Linked DNA regions of Homo sapiens: region 1 is linked to region 2. A link is a loop called in an ENCODE intact Hi-C map of the cell type or tissue named here. Cell type or tissue: Caco-2. All regions are shown on one strand.

The links. Hi-C counts contacts between places; a loop is a spot of excess contacts. Peaks named below come from ENCODE experiments on the same cell type or tissue, not always from the same donor. Only the 100,000 strongest peaks of a DNase experiment are listed, where the experiment ranks them.
Region 1: a loop joins it to region 2, with 8 times the contacts of the local background. A loop is called at or near these places in 5 of 110 quality-filtered maps.

What each region holds. Positions count from the first base shown.
Region 1 is chr10:61,834,307-61,836,806 of GRCh38, forward strand. All of the region lies in intron 2 of LINC02625 (long intergenic non-protein coding RNA 2625), which reads right to left. Among named protein-coding and RNA genes, the nearest start is that of LINC02625, 32 kb to the right of the region's middle. In Caco-2, a CTCF peak has its summit at 1,016; a DNase peak (open chromatin) is centred at 965.
Region 2 is chr10:61,950,802-61,953,301 of GRCh38, forward strand. All of the region lies in intron 3 of ARID5B (AT-rich interaction domain 5B), which reads left to right. Among named protein-coding and RNA genes, the nearest start is that of ARID5B, 50 kb to the left of the region's middle. In Caco-2, no CTCF peak of the experiment used is centred here; a DNase peak (open chromatin) is centred at 1,480.

The DNA of each region.
Region 1 (2,500 bases), 120 kb before region 2:
TAATGAGGATGACCAACTGACAGGATAAGAATTATGAAGGTAGTGTTTGAGTAACAGAATAAAATGTTTGGAATATTTCTCTAGGATAATAATGACATATTTTGTTTTTTAAAAATTGGCTTGGAGAATGTTTTTATTTTTTAAAAAATTATTCCTTAGCCAAATATATTTGAGAAATAAGACATCTCTTAGAAAGGGACTATGCAAATTAGCATATAGAGGTTACTAAGGAGTTTTGCATCTAGACACTTTTTAACCCAGCAGTTCCAGAGCATAATGAAATATGAAAACATTTCTCAGCACAATACTTATTACCATCCTTGGAATGCCACAAAACACATTTTAAGAAACACCAGAATTGATTTTTACCCCAGGCATCAAATGGAAGGGACATATGTTAACGCAAGCTCTATGAGAGCAGGTTTTTCTAGTTTTTTCACTGCTTAGGACAGTACCTGGCACACAGTAGAGATTAACTGATTATTTGTTGAAGAATATATGCTCATGGAAATAGCAACTTGGGATTTGGGACATCAGCCCCTGGTAGAGAAGAAGCCAGCACATTAGGTTGTGGGTCTCTGATCTGGTTGTTCTCAGCCAGAAGGTCCCCATGGAGTTGGCTATCCTAAAAGAAGAAGGCCCCCATCCACCCAGGAAGGGCTTCTTGCCAACCAAGATGGCAGGTCCCCACCAGAGTAGAACAGGCATGCAATACAGGCCACAGCTGCCTAATTCACTGGTATCAGTATTTCCACGGATGCCAGTCTTCATGACTTCCACACAAAAATCAGGTTCCCTTACAAATCTGAGTCAATAGGCTTTAAACTGAGCACTCATGAAAGAATAAACTCCACTCCCCTACTCACAGCCAGCCCTCTGGCCTTGTCTAGGCCACGGCCAGGAGCACTAGGGAGGGAAAAGGAAGGTAGCTTCAACTTTTCCTGGCAAAGTGGCCTTCCTTTTCAGAACCTGTAGCTCAGCTAAGTGGAGACACCTGGTGTTTGTTGTTGCAACTTCAAGAACAATACATTAAGACTCGGGGCAGAAAATCAGGCTTTTCATAAAAATTGTGTCATCAAAAAGACGGTTCAGGAAGAAAAAATGCAAATGGCAGCCCAACTCACCCCTACAAGACTTTTTCCCCCTCAATATTTCTACCATCTGAATAGCTTTTCTCCGTATTCCTGTATGTAAAACATGGGGGAAAAAAAACACAATAGCAAGGCACCTAAAATTTGTGAGAATCCAGAAAAGAGAAGAAATCATCTTTCCTGGTTGCTCCATTTTGTCAGGTGTTAAATCAGAGTGCTAACTTTTGTATAATAACTGTTTGCTAATACTTAATAAGTAGCCGGTGTAACACAGTTCCAAAAAATTTTTTTGTTGTTGTTAAGCCTATGCAAGGCCAAAGGAGTATTAAAGTTTCACTACGGAAGAAATATGGCCACTGCCAAGAACTGATTAGTCATAAAATCCGAGGCATTATCATCATCCATCATTGCCTTTCTTTTAATGACTGAACTAAAAAGAGAGACATCAAAGTTTTCAAAATAAGGTTATAAAAATGCTGTACGCAGATGAGGCCTCCAAATATTTTGATAGAACCTGAACAAAAAAAATATAGAAAAATCATTGAAACAAATCACAAAACATATGTTGTTATGTTTTGCTCTAAAAAGCATGAAGTTTATCCAGAACCCTATTATGGTAACTGCTTAGCTTTTCATGCATTCCTAAATTACCATGTAATCTAAAACGTTGTTTTCAGCTGCCCTGTATTGGAAAGTCCCTTAAAATAATCAGGATGATTACAGGCTAGTATTCAGAAAGAAACTTGCTTGTATTATTGTAAATGAAAGTATTATTTATCGGGCAGCCTCCTTTAAAGAAAAAAAAAAAACCCTATCTCAGAAGCACAGAAATACAATGTATTCAGGAAATACCTAAACCAAGGATTGCATTTTGGGCTCTCTACATTTTCAAACACATGGATAGTTGGTGTAAAAATATGTTCTTTTTCTGCAGGGACTTGACTGTAATTAGTGTGTGCCAAAACTCTCTCACAGAGATTTCATTGTCTTATCTACTTACATCATCTTAATGCGATTTTATTTTACTTTGTCAAAGTCATATTAATGTAAATGTGTTCTTGATAGCAAACAGAGTTCTTTTTTATGCAAAACAGGATTCAGCTGACTCTAATAAAACAGCTTGCAGTCTATTAGACTATAACAGTAATGTGCTTATTTTGTTTCTCAAATCAAGACTGTGTCAGAAAGCTATAGATGGAGATTTGTCTTGTTTTTCACAATAATTGCTAGGGTGGGGTTACATTATGATCTTTAAATGAATAGTATCGCTTAGAACAAACACTTCATATATCTTTTATCTTCCCCGGCATACAGTTCTGAGTTTTCTTTGAAAATGCTGCGCTACTTTTCCACATAAGTCATCAGAATGTTTCCAAAGAATTTTAACTGCCAGATTAATTATATCTTGC
Region 2 (2,500 bases):
TGCCTTCTACCTCTCACCTCATTAGCCACTGTATGATTACTGACAGTGAGCCATTATTACAGCTGCTATCATGATAGCATCACCTTGGAACACAAAGCAGATATATCCTACATGTGAATTGATGTGGTTTTTCCAGTGGGTTCTGTGAGCAGGTATCTGATTTGTGCATTTACTCTTAATACTCGGTGGTATTGACACTGATTCTTTTGAACAGTTTGTTTAATCTGTTAGAGTACTTTTAAGTCTGAAGTTCTGTTGCAACACATTAACTTTCCTAAATGTCAGATTCACTCCTCTCCTGTAACATTATGTGTTTAAGTCTGTAGTTTATGCAGGTCACTGCAGAGGAAAGCTGAGGTTTGGACTTTTAGCTTATTTTAATAAATGTATTTATTTAGGACAGACTGGAATAATAGTGGGTTTTCAAAGACTTCGTGAAGTGCTTCATGCACAGTAGGGGCTGAGCAAATAGTGCTGATGATTTCAGGCTTTTCCTAGTTGCCTCACTGTGTGTTTTCATTTGGTGTGCTTGGATGAAGTGGTATTGCTTCTTTCTTCCCTAAAACCCCAGAGCCTGTGCCTTGCCTAGAACTCTCTTCCGTTGGGCAGCCCCACTTGCTTTTTGAATTTTTAACTATTTCTATTATCTTTTACTTCTGACCTTAAATATTGGCATTCCGCTTAGGATCCCTGTTTCTTTGCAAACTTCATGCCTACGGGATAAAATACAAATGTTACAGGAGTATCCAGTGAACTTCCAGGCTCCATTTTCTTCTCTTTTTCATTAAGTAACTTTCATTATTGTTATTTTTTGTTACTACCAATGTTATCCATGTTTGTTTTAGAAAATATAGGCACTACTGACAAACAAAAAGCAGAAAAATTAATGTTGCCTATTTTCCTCCCACTCAGAAGTGCTGTTAGTATTTGTATATGTACCAATGCATATGAATGCATGTATCAGTGAGAATTTATATGGATATTATTTTTCCTCATAAAAATAAAATCTACTGTTTGGGAATCTACCTTCCCATACTTAATTTTGTACAGAGGTATTATAAATATGCCCCCATATTGTAAAATATCCTATACTGGGTTTTTTTTTCAGCTGCTGAATATTTCATTACAGAGGTGTTTCATACTTTAATTATCGTTGGGCATTTCAGCTCTTTCTGATTCCCACAAACTTTATAAAACTCTTGTAGTTATGCACATAGCCATGACTATTTCTTTATACATTTGTAGGGGGGGATCGCTGGTTCAAAGTGCACACAGAACGTTAAGACACCTATCCCCTACCTTATCTCCTCTCCTAAACCTTCTTTGCCCTAGCCTAACTAGTCTAACTGCCTGGTTTTCTTTCTCTTTAACCACATGTACTCAGTCCCCTGCCTTCCAAACTCTCCAGTGTGTTTTAAGTGGCTCATGCCTCTCTACTCGTGGAATAGCCTTTCTAGGAGTCCTACCTGTGGGAATTCTGCCTTTCGTTTAAGACTTGTTTAAGCCTCTGAAGCCCTTCTCAGCCTTCCAGCTCAGAGGAATTGCCCTGCTTTATTGAGCTCTTATCTTATCACATTTAGTGTCTCTACCACCTTATTGATCACCTTACTCTATACCTACCAATATAATGCAGTATCTTTTTTCATGTGTTTATCTTATCTTCCCAAAAAGTCTTAACTCTATAGTGTTAGCACTCAGACATCAAAGCTATACCTAGTAGGTTAAGTAAACATGCGGCTTTTATGATCAGACTTTCCTGAAATCTCTGGAGTTCTCTGTTCTTAGTCTACTTGAGACACCTATGTGCATTTGAAGGTTGATTTGAGTTCTTTTAGAGCACTTCCTAAGACACTCTCTAGTGGAGAGGCTGTTTCATTGGTACCCTGTAGAAGCAGCAGCTACTTGGGGTATTAGTTTGCTAACTATTCTTGGTCTAATTAGTAGTCATCTATTCATCACTCATTCTAGAAAACACATTGAGAGATCACGTGAACATGCTTGAAGCTATCCTGCTAGCCTGAGGATTGTAGGTGGTGTTATAGGTGTGTGTGTGTGTGTGTGTGTGTGTGGACATTTTACATCTTAATAGTGGTACATATTAATGCCTTTCTCAAGGGAATCTTCTTCGTGTTTCAGGGTCATAGTAGTGACAAAAATATGCAGGGAATAAATCCAGATTGGACTTGTTCCACCTTACCTTTTTTTTTATTATTATCGGCTTGTTTGTAATCTTTTTTTAAGATGACAGGTTATTAAGAAGATGATTGTAGCACGACATCTAGTGCTGCTTATTCTAGGCAATCACACCGTTTTAATCTTCGCCTCCCTTAAAATGGTTGCTTGCTAATTATGGTGGAAGATATTCTCCATCTTCCAACTACTCATTCTACAACTTTTGTTCACAAAGAAAGTATTCTGTTAGGCCTTACAAAAACAATGCTTCATGCCTGGCCTATTCTCTCAATAGGAAATAAAACATTGTTTTCATAGCAGAGCTGAT